Linked DNA regions of Mus musculus: region 1 is linked to region 2. A link is a contact called in ENCODE Hi-C or POLR2A ChIA-PET data. All regions are on one chromosome and are shown on one strand. The core of a region is the stretch at or near the end of the contact, and the rest is flanking DNA. Distances in the headings are between cores, read along the strand shown. Region 1 holds the start of Stx8 (syntaxin 8). Region 2 holds the start of Usp43 (ubiquitin specific peptidase 43).

What was found. A loop is a pair of places that touch in the nucleus more often than their neighbours do. ChIA-PET counts read pairs that join two places held with the same protein, here RNA polymerase II (POLR2A).
Region 1: POLR2A ChIA-PET joins it to region 2 with 23 read pairs in Patski. The contact joins the promoter of Stx8 here to the promoter of Usp43 in region 2. A Hi-C loop is called at or near these places in 1 of 37 maps with a recorded cell type or tissue (left cerebral cortex). POLR2A ChIA-PET finds 5 or more read pairs at or near these places in 1 of 5 experiments (Patski).

What each region holds. Positions count from the first base shown.
Region 1 is chr11:67,963,961-67,968,811 of GRCm38, forward strand. It overlaps Stx8 (syntaxin 8), which reads left to right and starts at 2,498. Exons shown (of 8, transcript NM_018768.3): 1 at 2,498-2,557. The coding sequence starts at 2,541. Cfap52 (cilia and flagella associated protein 52) reads right to left here and starts at 1,682. Exons shown (of 14, transcript NM_027963.2): 1 at 1,562-1,682. The coding sequence starts at 1,631.
Region 2 is chr11:67,920,038-67,924,448 of GRCm38, forward strand. Usp43 (ubiquitin specific peptidase 43) reads right to left here and starts at 2,116. Exons shown (of 15, transcript NM_173754.4): 1 at 1,508-2,116. The coding sequence starts at 2,011.

The DNA of each region.
Region 1 (4,851 bases), core at 1,248-3,747, 44 kb after region 2:
TTTCATGTGAACTCTAAACTCTGACCTCAAAGTCTAGTCCCCGCCCCCGCCTCCTCCCCCTTCCTGGATCTTCACTCTCCATTTCTCAGCCCCCCCCCTTTTCTGGCCATTTGCAATGATCTGCACCCCAATCCTTAGCCTCTGGTTAAAGACTATTTAAATTCAAAAAGAGTCTTTTCACAATAAAAAAAATCAGTCTTTTCTTGGCTTCTTTCAATAAATAACTTTTTCCCACGGGCTCGGGAGAAGTCTAGGCAAGAGTGTACACAACTCTTGCAGAGGACCTGACCTCACTTCCTAGGACATACCACCTGTAACTTCACTGCCACCAGATCTGGCGCCCTCTCCTGGTCTTCACGAGCACCTGCACTTACATGTCCATTCCTCCACCCCATACACATAATTAAAAATAAAACAAGGAGCCCGAGAGTTGGCTCAGCAGTTAAGAACCCTGGCTTCTTTCCCAATGGACCCAGCTTTCATTCCTAGCACTCACATGGGACTCACGTCTGTCTGTAACTCTAGTCCTGGGGGATCTGATGCTCTTTTCCGGCCTCCTTGGGCACTGGTTCACAGATATGCGCTCTGAGCAAAACACCCACGCAGGTTTTTTTGTTTGTTTGTTTTTTTTTTTAAGCAACCCTTTTCCCAAACTTTGATACACTTTAAGATTCTTTCCTTACTGTGTTAGCAAAAATTCAGTTACAGGCTAGAGAGATGCCTCCGTGGTTAAGAGCATGGGCTGTTCCTCCGAAGGACCAGGGTTCAATCTCAGCATCCATATGGCAGGGCAAAATACTAATGCACATAAAGTAAATTACTTAAAAAAAAATCAATCACAGATCTTGTGTGTCTTTGCACTGACCGGCTCACCAGAATATTTTTTTGCAGTTCTCCAGGGATCACTTCTTATCGGTAATATTTGTCCATCTCTACAGACAGTGTTGGCTCAGATACAGAAAACGCTGGCTTTCAATTAAAGCAGCACAGAGCAACGAAGACTCAAGAGTTAATGCCAGGAGCGCTTAAACCTTTATTTACTCTGTAATCGTTCCGCACCGCATCCTTTCAACGGTAAAGCTTTCAGGCACTACATTCGTTTTAAAAAATCAATTTTCCCCCTAAAATTTAACTCCTTGCCTTTTCGCTACACGCCAAACACGACCCCCAATCACAGCATTTCTCTCTCAATATTTACCACGACAGTCACAAATAAAGTGTGAGCACCACAAGAAGGCCCCTCCAGAATTAAAAAGGTTTCTCCCTTAATGTCCTACTTCCCTTCTATCCTGGTCTTAAACCTTTGAGTTCTTACTTTGGGAAAGACCCTTATTCATACTCCTACCGAGTTAGGCTCATTTGGTCTCTGGAGGAGCTTTATCTGAGCTCTTACACCCATGCCAGTTCCTGAGGCTCAGGAATGAGGCCCAGATCTGCCACCATCCTGGGGCGGGTGGTGCCTGGCCACACTCTTGCCGCTATTCCCACTGCCTCTCAGGCGCTACCAGGTCAGCGTCTCACTGTCCCTGAGGCATCAAATCATGGTTGCTCAAGGTCTCACCATTGAAGCCGATCACAGCCTGAAGCTCCAGTTCTGCTACATCCAGCTCGGGTAAAACTTGTTCTTCCATCCTGGAGAGTTTCAGCTCATTGATTCTTCAACTCCAGGGTGCAGCGTCTCCTGGTCGTCATGGTAACTGGCGCACGCATGCGTGCTAGGTTCATGCAGGAGCAGAAACCCAGCCCACTGTGTTTGAGTTGATTTCCCCTCTTGCAAATGTTGGGAGGACTTCCTTAGTATGTATTTTATCCATTCTGGAAATGTAGGTGGTAGGTTGACGCTAAGTGCACAAGGTAAATTTCCTCCTCTCCCGTGTACAGGTCTGTGACTTTTTAAAAACTATACAATTAAGCCCCTCGTGATGATTATTAAAAATAATTGAACACAGAATAATTGAGCACAGAGAATTGCCTATGATGAATAGGTTGCTATAAAAAACATGGCATTGATACTTCTTTTTAAAAGAAAAATTTAAAAAAATCACTAAAAACGTTTTAGTACAGTATGCAACTATTTTTATGTATGTATGTATGTATGTATGTATTCATGCATGTATGGTACATATGTTGCCTGTATGTATATTTCCTGCCTCAGCCATCCAAGTGCTGGAATTCCAGGCTTGAGTTATCACACCCAGCTTGTCTTGCTGTTTTGAATTAAGAAGAAAAATACAGAGAGCCGGGGTTGACGCGTTTCCATTCCCTGGGAAAATGTTTTGATTCTGCTCAACAATTTAACTATTTTTCTTGCGTCCAGCAATTCATGTGAATTAACAAAAATAGATTCTTGCTACCCACTCCCTTAGGGGTGCGCTCTGGGTAGCGGGGACGTCGTTCTGAGGTCAATTAAAACAGGTTTCACTTTGCAAACTCTGGGCTCGGGTCGCGCACTCTCCGAACTGCGGGGAATGAGCCGCACGGGCCGCCGTAGTCAGCTGCTACGAGCAGGAAGTGTCCCAGCTGCGGGCGGAGACTGCACCATGGCCCCGGACCCCTGGTGAGTTGCCGGTGATGGCAGCAGAGTATGGGGATTAACTTGGGGGTGGAACTGGCTTCCAGGGACTGGCAGAGACCCTGCCCATCTTTGAGCTTGAGGCTGGCGGCCTTAGGGATGAAGATCAGCGAGAATCCTCCCCCTGTTGAGGGGACTCAGCCACGTACTGCCTACTCGGTGCTAACTCTGTGGTCCTAGGGTAGGCTATGACCTGGGGGAGCTGGGACTTGAGCAATCGAATATTTGCCCCCCTTTTCTGGGGCTTCTTGCCCATCATGCTTGTGGCTGACTGCATGCATAGACTTCCCCAGGCTCCTGTAAAAGTGAGGTCAAAATAACCTTTTGGTGGGGTATCCCTTCACCCAGTAATCCCCAGAAAGGTTATAAACTGAAGTTCACACTCCATGGTCACCAGTTAGTAGCTAGTTGGGCACGGGTGCTATGGGCTTTTCACAGAAAACTTGTAGGACATTGGGAGGGGAAATTTTGCACTTTTCCTGCATCAGTAGCATGAAGACTTATGTCAGCACGAAGTAGGAAGTGCCTGATAAGGTCCATTTATTCAGCAAAGAGACCCCAAGGAGAGAATGATGAAAAACATCTTTGTACAAGGAACAAATTGCTATAAAGTCCTGACCTTCCTGATGAATAATTTATAACACTGCATTCCTATAAAGTTTGTGTTGGAGAATATGCCTTATGGTGGTGTTTCCGGTACAATTTGTAGTTGTTTGATGGCAGATAAATTTGAATATTAAGAGAGTGGATCCCAAGGTCAGAATTAGAGTTATCTGGGATCTAGGCTATTTGGGCCAGTTGCTGAATTGTTTGTTGTTGGTTTGTTTTTCAGTGTCTCGGGGAGCCCAAGTTGATCTTGAATCCCTGACCCTTTTGCTTCAGTCTCCAAAATGGTGGCTCTGCTACCAAGCCCAGCCAAGTGCTGAATTTTGTCCTAAAGTTTTAACTATTGTATACACCCCTGGTAGAAAATTGAGAGACTGCTGAGTATCTGAAGGGAGTAAAAAGCACCCCTATCCCTCGGAAGCAATCAGTGCTCACCTTTTTTTCCAATGCATTTATTGTTTGGATCTATATCCTGCTTGTATTTTACAAAGCAGGGAGGGAGCATTTCTCCATGTCCTTAAAAGGTAGTCTTAAAAACATGATTTTTAATGTGTATCAGTGCATCATCTGAGTGTACATAACTTATTTCAAATTTTAGCCCGGTTGTAGAACGATTGTTTAGCACACGCAAGACACCCTGGGTTTGGTCCCCAGCAAGACCAGAAAGCTTTCAGCTGGCAAACGAGAAAGCCGCTGAGTCAAACAGTTAAGACTAACAGTAAAAGAGTTGAAATGCTTCAGTGTCTTGGGTAAAATTCTCCCGTAAGTCTGATCTCATTAGACCCCCGTGCCACGCTGTGCAGAGAATTGACTTCTGCTCATCTGTCCTGCTTGCACTATACCTTCCTCCCAGGACCACCGCGTGGCAGAACGTGCCAGGCATGCTTTCTTCTTTCATCTTTGCTTATGCCATGTGCCTTCCACAGTGCTTAGACTCGGCTCCTCCTTCCCATAGGGAAATCTGCTTTAGTCTTGTTTAGAGTCGGCCCAAATTGTCCTCTTGTGGCCCAGCCCGTACGAGTGCCTCTCTCATCAGTCATCTCTCCTTTCCCCAGCTCTAGAGGCACTTAAGTTAGGTCCCGTTCCTAAGCAACAGGATTTAGTTACGGGGTTTTACATGTTTGATGTGCCGTCACAGAGCTGGACTGAAGCTCCTGTCTTCATAGATTATTTACTTATTGCATGGAGGCAGTAAGTAAAGTGTGGGGAAGCTGGGGCTAGGACTTATTTTTTTATTATTCTGATGTTTTTTTTTTTAAACACCTGCTCTTTTTCATGCACACCTATACCAGATTATACTGAATGATTCATATGGCTGTATACATGAATCTAGGCTTAGGGGTTGCCACAGCCTCTGAAGTGCTTGTGGAGTTCACAACACAAAGTTCTCTGTATAGGACCTGGAGCCGCATCCCCAGCCCAAGCTAGACACTTCAGTGGCTGAGCCTAGTGCATTGCGCAAGCTATAGACAAATGCTTCCCCATCCATCTGTGCCCTTAGTAACGCCCAGCCCCTTTTCTTTAAAGTTGGAGACTGATCTCTAAGTTTTACCCAGGCAGCTTCTAGCTGACTAACGTTGAAGTTACAAGTCCCTTGTCTCAGCCTCAAGTAGCTGAGGTTATAAGCTACTACTTCCAGTGCTGGAATATTTTAGAGACATAAGCTAGTTATT
Region 2 (4,411 bases), core at 866-3,365:
TGTCATGCACATCGGTTTTACAGATGAGAAGAGATGAATTTGCATAAAATTCATAGAGCCCCCAAGCCCTTGCTCTTTCTGTATGTACACCAACCAAGTATGTTCCTTTCCAGAGACAGGCAGGACCTGTCACTGAATCTAGACCCTCACAAATCGGCTAGATCATTCATACAGCAAGCCCAAGGGATCTACCTGGCTCCATCTCCCCAGGGCTGGAACTGTATACAAGCCTACCCTGGGATTACAGGTCCACAGTGAAGATAAAGGCCTGCAGTGGGACACCTGGCTTTTTTCCTTTTTATCTGGGTTCTGGAAACATATCCTCAAGGCTTGTATGACAAGTGATTTGTCAAGCAATGAGTCACTGCCCAAAAGACCTTGCTCTTGACCACTATACTACACTGATGATCATATCTGAACAGCAAATGTGGCCCAAAAGTGATAATAAAGACATCTGTGTGACTACTGTGCTCCTTCAGGGTCAGAGGTCAGAGAGGAAGGCAGTTGTTAGCATCCTTGCAGATAACGGGACAAAGACTGCTTTCTCAGGCTGAAACTTAAGAACCATGTATGTTTGCAGAATGAACACCGACAGTCATATTCACCCTCAATAACAATCACTAGTCCGTGGGGGTGCTTCAGCTTTCTGCCCAGAGCTGCGGTTTTGCAGCAGGATGCAAACCCTATGCATCAATTATCTGGAACACTTTCATCATCCGACTGGGACTCCACATTTGTACTTTAACGCCTTCTCATGACCCCGAAGCATTCCCAGCAAGGGGACTGTAATCTTACAGATAACAAATGCCACTTCCTGCTCACATACTGTCAGGACTTAGTATGAATTAAATTAAAGGATACCATTCTACTATAGCACTCTTAACGACTCCCTCTCCCTACTTTTGAGAATACCTGACCCACGGGTTCTCAGCACCCACTGGACTTAAATAATCCAAAGCCACTGCGTCCAAGGTCATACACGATCTGAAGACCTTCACCTGCCTTCAAAACGCTTCACTTTCAGGCCTCTGCCCTTTCTACTTATTGATCACTCTACCTGGATTATTCCTAGATCCGTTCCTTCTCGGCTTTCTGTTCCTCACGCTTCTATCTCCTCCTTCCCAAAGCTTGGCCTTCAAGGACCTGCTTCCCATGCTGCATCCTTCTAGATCCTAAGCTCTAACTCACCCTGGCCGGCAAGTCCCACTCCAACAACTGCTTTTAACCACAAAACTGCTGGACACACTTAAGGCTGCCAGCTTTCTCCACCCCAGCCCAAAATACCAGGAAGAAACTAATTTCTAAAGAAAGCATTTGCAAATGATAATGTAACATGTCACCTCGAAACAAAGGCGGTAACCCAAGGCTGGGCTGGTTAAGTAGTGTCTACCGAAGACCTACCCCCTACTCCCCGCCCAAGAACCAGGCTTGGCTGATGGTTCACACGCTTTTCAAGAGCCGAAACCAGAAGGGTCGGAGGAGTCTGCGGGCGGCTGGCGCTGCCTACCTTGAACTCTGCGGAAAGTTGGGGCGTGTATTCGCGCGTCCAGAGCGCGCGCACCAGCGCCGCCAGCTGCTCGGTGACCTCGGCGCGGCCCGGCGCCGCCCGGTAGCGCCCCAGCGCTAGGAACTCGGCCAGCAGGTCGGTGTTGCTGAGACACTGCACCACCGCGTTCATGAAACAGGTGTTGCCATGGTTCTTCAAGCCCTGAGCGCCGGGCGGACGCGCCCCGTCACCCGAAGATATCTGGGGTTGGGATCCCGGAGGACGATCTGGCCCTGGACTCCCGGCAGAGGCTGGTGCCGGGCCCGGGGCGCAGGCAAAGCCCCCTTCTCCATCGCCATCGTAGGGACTGGGCTGGGCCGGGGGCCGGGGCGGCGAGTCCCCCGAGCGGGAGCGGCTGCCCAGAGCTAGCAGGAAGCGGTTAAGCAGGCGGCGAAGGGAACGGCGGCGGCGGGGCCGGGGCGCGGGCGGCCCCTCTCCCAGTGCGTTCCCCACGCCCGGATCCATGCTGGCCACGCACGGTGGTCCGGGAGCGCAGCCCCCGAGACCCCAGGCGGGCCGGCAGCTTCCCGGTCCTCACCGCCTCCCGGAGGCGCCGGGCGCCGGCTACCTGAGAGCCAGGTGTGCGGACACCGGGCGAGGGCGGAGCCAGGGGCGGGGCCGCCACGCCACGCCCCACGCGGGAATCCGGCCCTAGGGCAGCGCCCGCCGCCGGGCTCCCGCCCCCGCGGCTGGAGCTGGGAATGCACTCCCTCTGAGCCCGCCTAGTGGACTTCCCCGCCCTTCCTTCCCGCCTTGGAACAGGCCTTTCACCTCGGCTCGCCTTCCCCGCCCATCCCTAAACAGCGTAGCTAACCCGGGGATGGAACCTTCTGAAGCGCCCAGCGAAGCAAAGCCCTGGCTCTGGCTAAGTTTCTGGTCGTGGAAGCCAGATGAAGACTAAGAAAATTGACCGGCGAGCGGTGCCCCTGTTCGTGCCCAGGTGTCCCGAGAGGCGCGCGCTGGCAGCTGTGCAGGTGGGGAGCCCAGGCTCAGGTGCATGCGGTCAGGTGGCGCCACCTCCTTTGCAGCCTTTGCCTACACCGGTCACCCCAGGACCTGAACTGGGAGTGGGAATGCTAGTGGGTTGGGAGTTTGTTTTCTTTTTCTTGCTGTTTTGTTTTGTTTTTTTAAATAACACAATAGGTTACATTCATTTTCCTTAAACTTGGGAGACTTGAACGTCCTGGTTTTCATTGGTGAAGGGAGCTCAGCGAGGTTGAGGCTGTGAAAAGAGAGGAACCGGAATTCGACCCTCCCTGGGTGCACTGCAGAGTTCAGGCTCTTTACAACCCCAGTATTTGCTTGGCAGGAAGTTTTCCGGTTCTCAGGCGCGCCCCCTACTCGGTTGCTGCTTCGCTCCTCCACGCTAAAGCCTGGCTGTATCCTTACCCAATCAGAATTAGTTTGGCCTCGCCCCGCCCTTAATTCCCTGGGTAACCCTGGAGGCCTCTGCTCCTTTTATGCCTTAACTGTCAGGTTTATAATTAATCAGGCAAGGTCTTGCAAAATGAATTTCTCATCAGTTTGTAGCTCAAAAAGAGATCAGCAGCTTTCTGGAGTCAGACTTACATCAGAACCCAAAAATGTGACTTGCTATTTAATAATAAGTGCTCATCATTTATTAAGTATCCCTCCTCGATCTTCACATAGAATTGCAGCAGTTACCTGGTGCCAAAAAGTTGCATAAGTTAAGGATAAAGAAGAAACTGTAATGTGGAGACTTGAAGTGTAAAAAGCCACCATTTACCTTCCTGGGAAAGACATCCACCTAGTTGATAAATTTATAAGGTTCATTTCATGACCCGGATGTACTGAAGGTGCCGTGGTCATAGCAGACTCTGATAAATCATCTCCGGTATTTCACCTTTGAGATCATGTCAAGATCCCCAGCAGGGAGTTTTCATTTGGTAACAGTTTCGGGAGCGGCTGTTGCTTTTGTTTTGCTAGGAGGTTGTTGGTAAGAAGGAGGGAGTCCATCACACTTATGTTGCTCAGGTTTGTCTGGAACTCTCATTCTCAACCTTAGCCTCCTGAGTGCTGGAATCCTGGGTGTGTGTCTCACGACTCACAATAAATGTCTGAGCAGAAATCTATTCTTACTTGGCAAAGTCGAAAACTGGAGCTAGAGTTGGTTTATGAGCTTGCTGTAAAGGCTAATTTTTGATTGTCGATTCGATCAAATTAAGAATCACCTGATGACCCTGTCTCGAAAAACCAAAAAATCCAAAAAAAAAAAAAAAAAAAAAAAGAATCACCTGGTTGGGGGTGGGGGAACTGGAGCGATGGCTCAGCAGTTAGGTTAAACTGCTCTTCCAGAGGTCCAGAGTTCAAGTCCCAGCAACCACATGGTGGCTCACAACCATCTATAAAGGGATCTGATGCCCCCTTCTGGAGAACAGGTGAACATATGATAGTGCACTCATACATTTGCATATATATATTTCAGAGGGACTTTGGGCTATAATAGAGCAGGTAAAGGTATTGGCTACCTGACGACCTGAGTTTGATCTCTGTGAACCACAAGATGCAGAGAGAGAGCTGACTACCCCGATTGTCTTTGGGCTTTTATCTGTGTGCTATAATGGACACACACTAAGAAATTAATAAATATTTTAAAAATCAGCAAGCGATTGAAGCATACCTCTGGATGAGACTGGGAGGGTGACTCTTGAGAGGATTAATAAGTTGGTAAAGACTCAGTCTAAGTCTGAGTGGCGCCATCACGTGGCCTAGGGGCCTGGAGGGAATCAAATGGGTACGGAGAGCCCTCTGCATTCCTCTCTCCTTCCCGTCTTCAGTGACTGAGTGTGTATGCCTCACCAGGAGGGTCTCCCCTAGTGCTGGGGGCAAAGCCACCACGTTCAA